Linked DNA regions of Homo sapiens: region 1 is linked to region 2. Evidence: chromatin contacts called from ENCODE Hi-C or POLR2A ChIA-PET data. All regions are on one chromosome and are shown on one strand. The core of a region is the stretch at or near the end of the contact, and the rest is flanking DNA. Distances in the headings are between cores, read along the strand shown. Region 1 overlaps SDK2 (sidekick cell adhesion molecule 2). Region 2 holds the start of CDC42EP4 (CDC42 effector protein 4).

Region 1 (6,141 bases), core at 868-3,367, 280 kb after region 2:
TGCTGATCTGGTCACCACAGGCTGGAACCCAAAGTGGGGTGTGAAATCGGACAAGGCAGACAAGAGAGCAATAAGCCTCATCCCCAGGCAGCAGGAGGCAAGCCGCACATTTGGTTTTGAGCAGCCCCGCAGAGCCACTGCGGATTAGCAGGTGTTACAGAGGTGCTGAGTGCCATTAGCACCTAATTACGCCTTTGTCCTTGCTGTAATCAGGTGAACAGAGAAGGGACTGAAAAGGGGAGCGCCTTAAAGAGAAAGCAAGCAGCTGTCAGGCAGGAATCTCTTCCAATGTGTCCACTCCTCTCTAGAATGTGGCCTCCTTCCCACGGCCAGAGGGCCTGGGCCATTCAGGTGGCCAGAAAGGATACAGCCAGTTACAGACTCTTACATGCTGCCTCTTAAACCCACACGGAATCGAAGTCTGGGCTCATCAGGAAACAGGGAGCCGATGAGGGCCTTTGAGAAGGGGGAGGCAATTGACGAAAGAAGACATTTAGCAAGACGAGAATTGGACGGCTGTCTGCAGGGTGGATGGAAAGGTACGGCTGGACCAGAGGGGTCAGTTCGGAATCTGTTACTGTAATCCAGGCATGTGCTAATGCAGAGGAGTACCAGGAACACATGAGACTTGACAGGACCTGGCAACCAGCACCTCCTTCCCCGGCATTCGCTTCCCCTGTCGGAGATGATGCTGGAAAGCTCAAAGGTCCCACAAGAAGCACAGCAGCAACTTGAAGCTGACTTTGCTCGTTGCCAAGACCCGCACCACCTGCTGTGCAACACCATTGCTCTGCCCCGTCTGGCTCTGGGCTGCTCCTTCAGACCCTGGCCTAAGTAGTCTTTAACAGGGCACACCTGGGGAAAATACAGGTTAGTGACTCTAAGTCTTCAACACACCCTGAGAATGACCCTGGGTGGCAGACGCACCTGATTGTGTGTTCTGAGGTGGGGAATCTGGGCATGGCCAACCCGGAGAGTCACTCCTTGTCTATGAGAAACATCCGAGCCCTGGGCCCATCCAGAACATGGGCTGTGCATGGAATTGAGGCCCTGAGTTTTGGGTTAACTGAAGGTTGCCAGGTAGAGGTTGTTAAGGGTAGAGTGTTAAGTGGCCATGCTATGTAAACTGGTATGCCCTTTCCAAATGGTTGCTGTTTTCCTGCCCAGACTGCCACCACCGGACTGTAGGAAGGCGGACATCTTATCCAGCTAGCTGTCATTGAACTATTTATTTGTTTATGTTTATTTATTTATTTTTGGGACAGAGTTTCGCTCTTGTTGCCCAGGCTGGGGTGCAGTTGCATGATCTCGGCTCACTGCAACCTCCACCTCCCAGGTTCAAGTGATTCTCCTGCCTCAGCCTCCTGAGTAGCTGGGACTACAGGCGCCTGCCACTACACCTGGCTAATTTTTGTACTTTTAGTAGAGACAGGGTTTCGCCATGTTGGCCAGGCTGGTCTCAAACTCCTGACCTCTGGTGATCCACCTGCCTTGGCCTCCCAAAGTTTGGATTACAGGTGTGAGCCACCGCACCCGGTCTTAACTGTTTCTATATGTAAGGCATTTCTCCTGTCCAGACAGCTGCCACTGGACCCTCCCCTGGATGTAAGCCCCTAATAAAACCCTATGTCTCCTTTGCTGGCGCCGGGTCTCTTCTTCAGCTTCTCGAACCTGGTGCCTTCCCTATTGAGGTTAACAGGGTTTCAGCACAACACCTGCCCTGAGCTCTCTGCTCCCCCGGCCACCAGCACACTCTTCCGGGACGCCACAGTGGGGTTGCCAGATTTAGCAAAAACACAAACACAGGATGTTCGGTTACACTTGAACTTCCCTTCAGACCCAAGGCTGTTAGAGTTGGGGTTTGCAACAGTGCAAACCTGTAGGACGTGTAGAATACTCTCGCAAATTGGGGAATGCTGGTGCTCAAAGATGAAGCAATGTTTATCTGAGGTCCAAATTTACTTGGGTATCCTGTCTCTTATCTGGCACCCTATCTACTTGGAGATGCAGGTTTACAAGAACTAGGACATGGCATGGCGAAAGGTATGAGAGGACACAAGGAGACCTGGTCCCCATCCAGCACCCCCTACTCATGCAGGCACATGACTGAGCTTTGCGGAGATGCTTATCTGTGGGGTGGGGCAATACCAGAGGGCAGCCATCACGCGGCTGTCAGGAAGCCTCCTCATCTTCAAAGAGCATCAAGCACTAAAACGGTAAGAGTGGCCAGGTCTGGAGTGCAGCGGAGACTCGAGGAGAGATAAAAGGCTGCCAAGAGCACACCCAGCCTCTCTGGGGACGTGGGGTACGTGCTATGAATGCACCTTGCAGTTTCTCACCCACATGAGGGGGGAGTTGATCTCTGCGGTCCCCTTCAGCTTAAAAACCTCATGCTGATCCCAGGCTTCCGGACTTCATCTGTCAATAACGATGAATGCAGGGAACTGCAGCCTGTCTACCAGTAGCCCTTGCACCACAGAAAAAGGAAGGTAAATCCACAACTGGAAGAAAGCATCATGGGCTGCAGGCCACAGCCATGCCTCCGTGGGCCTGGCACTGTACACTTCTTGGAAAGATCTAGGCCTCTCGGCCCCCATCATGCCGAAATTAGAGGCTGGCTCCGTGTGGCTGCATTGCACCTGCCAGCAGGGTTACACCTGTATGATCAGAAATGTGTAAGAGCAGATTTTACTGGACTAATAAAAATTAAAATGACCAAAATGGAGTCAGAACCCAGCCAAAGAGGGAGTGTGGGAGGGAAAGAGTCTCCAGCTTTTTATTTTTTAAGCAGGCCAACCACATGGAGGTGGGGACGACTTCTTCCCCATGCCCCCGGCAGCACCTCCAGCCATCTGTCCCCACCACCTCCTGGCCTGGTTAGCTGGCTTCCAGAAATGTGACTGTCTGGAGTCTAACCGGGGCACACCAGGAGCTGTCACCCTGAGTCAAGCCTGGGGCATGAAGACAGGAAGAGAGGGCCGGGGAAGCGCGAGGACAGGGACCTTGGTGGCTGGCTGAGGATGCTCAGATGACGGGAAGACGGAACAGTCAGGCACACCCTGGCGGCTCCCCATTTCCGGAAGGAGGACAGGAACGGAGGTCCAGGGAGAGCCTATTGTAACCACCGTGCGTGACACCAAGAGCTTTGGGGAATCTACGGAATCAAAGAGTCACAGACACATGGCCTGGCCACATGCCCGTCTCCCAAGCATATTTCAGGGTTTAACCTCAGCTCACCCCGGTAATGCTGTGTTTGCAGCGCATGGGGGTGTCCGTAGCTCGCCGGTGTCACAGGATCACCCCAGAGTGGTGTGGGACGTACACTTGGAGTTCAGCCGGTCCAGCCAGCTCATTCCCCATTCGAGGCCCAGGGAGGGTTGGGTGGGGGGGATTGTTTCTAAGCTTACCGCGCAAATGCCGTCCCTCCTCCTCCTCCCCACCCCAGCTCCTGCTGCAGGTCTTCCCTCGACAGGCTGGGTACCCCACCCCACCCTCTGCCTACGTCTGTGCCACTGGGGGGCTGTGTTCAGTGTGGATGTGGGGCTCTGTGGTCCTTCTGTCATCCCTGGATCCAGAGTTACTCCTGGGGGCCCAGACACCTCTGTAATTCAAGTTGCTGGGCTACTGTGAGGCCCAAAACGTTTGTGGGGAGCAGAGAATGAAGGAGCCTCAGCACCCACTCCCTATCCTGGCCACAAGAGCATCCTTCCTCCTCATTGTGCAGGAAACCCCCACCCAAAGGAACAGAGATGGGGTGTGGGGGGCTTCCCCCAGAGACCATGAGGCATGCGCTCTGGGCCCTGGGGTAACCTGGACAACATTTGCCTCTAAGGGACCAGGAGTGGCCCAGGACAATAGACCCAGAGGCAGAACACCTAGCTTGGAAGGGCCAGAGCCCCCCAGGGAAGGAGCAGATGGTACCTCAAGCTGAACCCCTTCTCTGCAGTGCCCCCCCAAAGTGTGCCACTCACATGTTTACTGATCAGATTTGGGGTTTCTGACATGCAGTAATCGGATCACGGAAGGTGTTAACTGGATTAGGCAGAAGGCTTCCAGGAGACACCAGCTGAAAGTGGCTATTAAATAACACAGGGGCCTGGGCGGCAGGGCTGAGGGGACCCTGCTTCCTCAGCCCTCTTCTTCTTTTGTCCCTGGCTCCTCACTTACCCTCCTTGGCCATATCTCACTGTCCGTCCTTCTTTGAGCACTGGCCATGTGGCCGAGTCTGTGTTGGACAATTTGGTTGCATTATCTCCTTTAATCCCCACAGGGAATTTACAAGGTAGGTTTCAACCTCCCCATGTAACAGAAGGGAAAACAGAGGCTTGGAGGTTAAGAAAATGGCCCCACAACCCACAGCAATAAATATGTCTGGAATTCCAATCCAGCTTTATCTAATATCGTTTCCAACTCAAAAACTGTTTCCCCAAACCTGGTCATGTCAGGCCTCCCAACGTCTGGGAGCCAGCAGGTGGTTCACTCTGGCCAGCCTCTGAGGCTGAGTGTTGGACAGCGGGAAGGCGGCATTGATGGGGATTCGTGGGCTGTAGGGGAAGGTCAGCCACTGGACAGCTCCCTCGACCCTTGACCCCCTCAGGCTGGGGTGCTGGCCTTCCCCCGGGCAGCAGCTGAGGGCCTGAGTCTCATGTCCTCAGACTGCTCCAGATCAGATGGTCTCAAGCCCTTCTCCTGAGTATAAAGATGCCCTTCCCTCCCCCAGTGCTGCTCCCTAAGACCCTAGAGGCAAGAACTTGGTTGCTCCCCTGGAAAGTGTTGGTGGTGGGGATGAGGAGATGGGAAGAGAGGGAGGGGGAGAGAGAGAGAGAGAATATATTAGATATCACAGAAGCAAGCTGGAGTCCCAGCAATGTGCTTGCTCCTGCAAGACTCCCTGCCTGCCTCATGATGGGACAATGAACACACACACACACAACACATACAAATACACACAGAACACACAGAAATACACCCATAGCACACATATGCACACATACATGTAATACATAGCACACATATGCACACAAATACATGCACAAATACAAATACATGCAGCACAGATGCACACAAATACACTTAGCACATATGCACACACACAAATATACAGCACATATCCACACACAAATACACACAGCACACAGACACACATACAAATGCACACATAGCACACACATGCACACATGCAAATACACACAGCACATACATAGCACACACCTGCACATATACAAATACACACAGCACACACCTGCACACAGCACACGTGCACACACACATACAACAGGCCTCACTACCTGCCTGCTTCACTCCCCCAGCCCTTGTCACCCTCTGCTCTGTGGATCACCTCCTCAATCAGAACGCCATCACCACGAGAAAAGACTTCGGCCTGTTTCTGTTGTTTCTACCTCTGTACCCACAGCTCCTAGCACGGTGCCTGAAATAAGTGGGCATTGGGTGGGCACTTGCTGAATAAGTGAAGCCATGAGCCACAGAAGGGGTGTCAGTGAGAATTCGAGTGTGGGTGAAGGTGAGGAGGAGGAGGAGGAGGAGGGAGGAAAGGGAGGTCTGAGAGATGGGGAGAGGCAGGCCTGGGGGAGAGCGTGGCCCTGTGTCGGAGAGACAGAGAAATAGAGTCGGGGTGGCCACAGGTAATGAATGCCGTTTGTGGTGAGACTCTCTTGCCCTATGGCTCCAGATTGAGGGGGTGTCCCAAGGATGTCTGGGCACAATATTGGTGTGTGCCAGGGCCTGGGAAGGAGGCCCTTGTGCTTCCAAGAGATCCCACACAGCACCAGCCTCCCACACAGCCATGAGTCTGGGCCCTGGAGGGGACCCAGCCTCGGGTCATCAGAGGAAACGCTGTCTCCTCCTCGCTTGGACTGGCCAGTGGCACAGGCTCCCTCCTAGGGAGGTATGGAGTCACCAGAAAGGCAGCCTGGGGCCCAGGCCAGGCCCAGATGGCCCCAGCTGTTCACCACAGCCCCAGGGCAGGCAGGAAGCTGGGGTGCGGGGAGTAGCCGCTGACCCACTGGGAACCAGCATGCAGTTTGGAGGGGGGCCTGGTGGGGGCAGTGTCAGTTCAAGGCTGGCATCCACTCCTCACCGGCAGGCCCTGGCAAGGGCCTATCCTCCCTAGAAGGCTTGGAG
Region 2 (5,596 bases), core at 1,913-4,412:
GGCCTGGGCAACACAGTGAAACCCTGTTTCTACTAAAATACAAAAAAAAATTAGCCGGGCGTGGTGGCATGCACCTATAATCCCAGCTACTGCAGAGGCTGAGGCAGGAGAATTGCTTGAACCCGGGAGGTGGAGGATGCAGTGAGCCAAGATTGTGCCACTGCACTCCAGCCTGGGCAACAGAGCAAAGCTCTGTCTCCAAAAAAAAAAAAAAAAAAAAGGGTTGGCCAGGTGCAGTGGCTCATACCTGTATGCCCAGCACTTTGAGAGGCCGAGGTGGGGGAAGATCCCTTGAGCTCAGGAGTTCAAGACCAGCCTGGGCAACATGGTGAAACCCCACCTCTACAAAAAATACAAAAAATGGCTGGGCGTGGTGGTGGGCGCCAGTAGTCCCAGCTACTCAGGAGGCTGAAGTGGGAGGATAGCTTGAGCCCAGGAGGTCCAGCCTGCAGTGAGCCTTGACTATGACGCTGCACCACAACCTGGGTGACAGAGCAAGACCTGGTCTCAAAAAATTAATAAATAAAATAAAAATTATTTTTAAAATCAAAAGACTGGTGTAAGATTCCTCTCCCAGGTCAACACTCACTCCCCTGACCTTTATACATGAGACCTCCCTTTGCTTCTGACTCCTTGGTCTCTGGTTCTGTGAGGTGCTGTCGGGTTCCAGAGGCAGCAGCACAGTGGAGGCAGGGTACAGAGGATGGGGACAAGCACGGTGGGTGGGCAAGGGAAAGAGAGAAACGAGGGGAAAAGAGAAGAGGAATCCAAAAAGAGAGAGGCAGAAACCCCAGAAAATGGAGAATCATTCACAGCACAGGCCTAGGCTGTACAGCAGAGCAGGAGCAAGCTGCCCTCTGTGTGCAGGGACCCTAGGACTTCAGGGAGATTTCAGAGGGGAGGCGCTGAGACTCACCCCAGAACCACCGCCCATATGATCACAGCGGGCCCCTCCTAGTCCCTGCAGGGGTCCACCAGGATGCCTGGGAATCCACTTGGGATCTCCCCAAATTCACTGAACACCCCTTGTGGGAAGGAGCAGCTGTCTTCAAGGAGTGGAGAGGCAAAGTCCAAGTTCAGAGGAGATAAGCCACCCCACTAATCAGTCAGTCACATGTGCAGCTCACACAGGGCAGTTGATGAGAGCAGGAACCGGCAGGGCACCCCCGCATTCAGTAGGCACTGGCTTCTCAGCAGAGATAGAGCCTCAGGAGATCCTGGTGGATGCCCTGTTATTGCCCCAGGAGCCCCTGGGGCTGCCAGGGGCTCTCTTAGGGCCTGGCTCAGTCCCAGCCAACTCCCGATTTCTGGGAGAAATCAGAAATCCGCAGCTCAGCAATCCCTTCCTTTGTGGCCTGTTCTTTGTTCTCTTAAAATTCAGTCCACCCTGCTGGTGGTCCCTCCTCCACCCTAGCCTCAGAAGCGGGCGGGGGCTGAGGGAGTTATTGGAAACCCAGACTGCCAAAGAAGTCGCCTTGCAGGAGGCCCCTGTCACCGGCCCCTCATTATTTACACTCGCTGGATGGGACATTTCTCTGGTACAGATGGCTGCTGGGGTTCGGACGAGAGAGAGATTTTCCCTCCAGCACCCTGGACCCTCAGGGGAGGGCAGGGGGCTTCGCAGCGACGGGGGCTCCCAAGGACTCCACCCGGATCCAGCTGCTCAGCTATCTGGGCAAACAGTGGGCACCGGGCACACAGTAAGGGATGTGGGAGCCGGTCAGATTGCAAGGGGTGGGAGTCGTGGAGAGAGAGAAGTTCCAGAGGCAACGAGAAAAGAAAAGGCATTGTATTTCCCCTCCATTCTCCCAGGGAGAAAAAGAAAACTTCCAAAGCCGAGGCCGCAGTCACTGGGAAAACACAGGGAACCTGGTTTGAGTTAGCAGCGAGCACCCCTCCCCCAGTCACACACACACACACACACACACACACACACACACACACACACACACACACGCACTTCAGTCCTCTCCCAGGAAGCTGGCTCAGCCTCAGCCCCGGCTCCCGCCCAGCTCTCCAGCCCTCCCGGCCGGGGCACTCACCGGCTGACGGGATCCCCGCGGGCAGGATGGCTCCTGGGGGACGCGCCGGGGGCAGGGGGCAGTTTTGTAACCCCGGCTGGGGGCGCTCCGGAGAGGGGGCGGGGCCAGGGACGGCCGATCCGCGCGCACCCGCCCCAAGCGGGCGATTAAATCATTAACCGACCGCTCCCGCCTGCGATCCCGCTGAGCGCGCTGAGCTCGGGGCGCACTAGCCCAGGAGCGGCCGTCTCCCCGGCTCCAAGGGGGCGGGTGGCTCGACTGCCCTCCCCCCGCACCCCGCCAGGAGGCGCCTCGGCCTCCCGGGCTTCCGAGGGAGCGGGCGGGGCGGGAGCCTGGCGGGGGAGGGAAGGGTTCGCGGGGCGGGAGTAGGGGAAAGGAGGACCATTTGTTCCTTCGGCCATTCCCTTCCAGACAGCTCCTTCCCTCTGGCTTCCCGGCCGGGTGACATTGGGTGGCGTGTGCTGCAGTGTGTGTACGAGAGCGAGATGTGTACACGCCTCTGCCCGTACAGGCGGAGAATTCGGTTCTTATTCATGGAGAACTCCGGGCGCACACACGCCCCCCTCGCGGAGATCGCGGGCCGCGCGCCGCCGATTGCTGCGCTCCTGCCCACACCGACACACACCCCATTCCTGGGAAGGGGGAGGCCCTTTAAAACCGGCCCCCAACCCCCTCAGCGGCACCCTTGGCCAGGGCCGGGAGTTCCAGCGTGGAGAGAGGAAATGGAGTCCCGGCAACGCTGCGCCCGGCTCCCTGCCACCTCCTCCTCCACACATCCCGCTCTGCCAGGACACTAGGTGCGCAGCTTAGGGTCCCAGGCACCGCGGTGGGCGCGGTGAAAAGCGCGAGCGCCGAGAAGTGGGGGCTCCGCGCCCTTCTCCCCGCGCCGCGGCCTCGCATCCCCAGCTTCGATCCTCTCTGCCCCACAGGGGGACTCGAGACCCCCAAGCCCACCCAGGGCACCCAGCGCGAAGGCGGCTACCACAGACAGAGGCGGTTGCCCGTCGCCTACCTCGGTCCCCGGAGACCCGAGCTCTGGGCCGGCTGCGCTGTCCCCTTCGTGGGCTCCGCGCGGCGGAGGGGCTGGCGGCCCCTGTCAGCGCCGGCGTTTGTTTCCCTCTGGCTCTCGGGCTTTCAGGGCTGGGAGCCTCCAGGACACTCCCCTTCCAGGCTCCGCCCGCGCCCGCCCCGCGCAACCCTCCCCGCGCACCCCTCTGCGCTGATGTCACGGCGCCGCAGCAGCCAATGGCCGTCGGGAACCTCTGCCCGACTGCTCGGCCTCCTCGGTTCAAACTGAAAGCCTGAGACTTTCCCAACTCCGTATGGGGCAGCCTGGGCCCGCCCGGCTTCCGGGAGACACTCCCGCCCCAGCCTGCGCTCCGGCCGCGAACCCCCACTGGGGCCCCCAGGGCCAGGGGCGCGTCTCCCTCCGGGGGCCTGGCGCGAGGCTCTTTTGAGGCTCTTCCCCATTCGAGCCGGGGCAAGAAACCAAGAACTCCAGCCCGGGTGGCGTTCCTCGTTCCTGCTCCCTCCCGGACCTGCTAACCACCTGGCTGCAGTACTGTCGGGAGATGGGGCAGGAGGGCTGGCGCCACCAGCTTCGTGGGTGCCATCCCAGACTCTCGCTGTAAACGAGGGAGCGGGGAGGAGCCGGCCAGCCCCGAGGCCAGGCTTGGACTGGGCGTCAGAAATGTTTCTACAGGGTGACAGCCCTTGAGCTCCCCGCATCCCCGTCTGTGCCTTTGCCTCCTAAGTATCAGCTGAGGCTAAATTTGCACCAGGTGAACGTCAAGGAGGATCAACTCCTGAGTCCCAGAGCCTGAATCCAAGTCCCAGGCCTTGGACTCTATTCTTTTTAGAGGAATAGTTTCAGTTGAAATGATCATTATCAAGGTAGAATGCCAGCTGCGAAGTAGTCAACTAAAGTGGACAAGGCGCAAAGTGAAAAGTTCCCTTGCCTCTAGCTGAACCCCACCCTCGGTTTTTAAAGGAAGTGAGGGTGAAGGCCCCAGACTTTCCCCATGGCTGCGAGGTCCCTAAGCCCTCAGGAACATTCTGCTTTCTGGGGACAGCACATTTCCGTTTCCCTCTGCAGTGCGACAGCAACCAGCTCTTGAGAGCTAATGGTTTGGCCACTCCATCCTGCTGTGAAAATTAAGTTCTGGGCTGGGCGCAGTGGCTCATGCCTGTAATCCTAGCATTTTGGGAGGCCAAGGCAGGTGGGGGGTCACTTGAGGTCAGAAGTTTGAGACCAGCCTGGCCAACATGGCGAAACCCCATCTCTACCAAAAATACAAAAATTAGTCGGGCATGGTGGTGGGCGCCTGTAATCCCAGCTACCCAGGAGGCTGAGGCGGGACAATCGCTTGAACCTGGGAGGTGGAGGTTGCAGTGAGCCGAGATCGCGCTATTGCACTCTAGCCTGGGTGACAGAGGTAGACTCCATCTCAAAAAAAAAAATAAATGAATAATAAGTAAAATCAAATTCTGAACTGGACATCTGGAGGGAAAGGTAGGGTTTGGAGCCACTTGGGAGGCAGACACTGTGGATTCAAACCCTGGCGGGGTTATCATGGATGTAAACCAAAAAGTGACTAAGGCAGATCTCAATCAAATAGAGGTTTAGTTAGCCAAGGTTGAGGATCCACCGGGGAAAAATCACCTTTTTTCCAAAAAGGTTTTGGGAACTTCTGTATTTAAAAGAGAAAAAGCAAGCAGGAAAGGAAAAGAAGAGGGAGAGAGGGAGGAAAGGCATTGAGGTCACAAGCGTGTGAGGCTCTGATTTAGTGTCTGTAAGTCTACATTTTACATGTGAAAGGGAATAGAAGAAAAAGTCAATGATGCATTGTCTCCTACTCAGTACGTCTAAGGGGAGCAAAGGAAACCCTGTGTCAACAGGGTTGTGAAACTGCAGCTATCTGGGAACAAAAGGAAAGCAGCTTCTGTGGTTTCCAAGCTTAACGTCCCCCCCAGCCCCGCCCCTTTTTTTTTTTTGGAGACAGGGTCTTGCTCTGTTGCCCAGGCTGGAGTGCAGTGCTGCAATCGTAGCTCACTATAGCCTTGGCCTCCTGGGCTCAAGCGATCCTCCCACCTCACCCTCCTGAGTAGCTGAGACTACAGGTGTGCGCCACCATGCCCAGCTACATATTTTGTACTTTTTCTTTTGTAGAGACAGGGTTCTGTCATGTTGCCCAGGCTGGTCTCAAACTCCTGAGCTCAAGCAATCCACCCACCTCAACCTCCAAAAGTGCTGGGATTAAACTTTCCCTTTGACATAGTGAATTTGGGGTCCCGAGATTCTATTCCCTTTCACATGGGGAAGTCGCTAATTCCCACCTCTGACCCTTAGCTAGCCTGGCTGTCCTTATGTGTCCAAAGAGCACAGGACCCCTCTGCTAGCCTCGTCTGGAGGGTGTAAAGAGGAATGAGATATCAGGTGTGAAAGCGCTTTATGACTAGAAAGCAACCAGAATGGAGGTGATTGCTGTCATCATGACCTAGTGCCAAAGGTGTCCTCAAAAGAAGTAGGAGCTGCAACAGGACTGTGGGTAAGG

Evidence for each region. A loop is a pair of places that touch in the nucleus more often than their neighbours do. ChIA-PET counts read pairs that join two places held with the same protein, here RNA polymerase II (POLR2A). Pooled maps may share reads with other maps.
Region 1: a loop to region 2 is called in a pooled map, with 4 times the contacts of the local background. The contact joins the enhancer-like site here to the promoter of CDC42EP4 in region 2. A Hi-C loop is called at or near these places in 5 of 50 pooled maps. POLR2A ChIA-PET finds 5 or more read pairs at or near these places in 2 of 52 experiments (HEK293 and WTC11).

The regions. Positions count from the first base shown.
Region 1 is chr17:73,589,679-73,595,819 of GRCh38, forward strand. All of the region lies in intron 1 of SDK2 (sidekick cell adhesion molecule 2), which reads right to left. Among named protein-coding and RNA genes, the nearest start is that of SDK2, 52 kb to the right of the region's middle. RefSeq lists enhancers at 1-226, 227-731, 5,472-6,017. Within about 2 kb of position 2,118, at least 7 of the 41 ENCODE cell types and tissues checked have a DNase peak (open chromatin) inside an H3K27ac peak, as active enhancers do.
Region 2 is chr17:73,308,839-73,314,434 of GRCh38, forward strand. CDC42EP4 (CDC42 effector protein 4) reads right to left here and starts at 3,163. Exons shown (of 2, transcript NM_012121.5): 1 at 3,055-3,163. RefSeq lists silencers at 1,912-2,041, 2,052-2,601, 3,052-3,311, 3,382-3,541.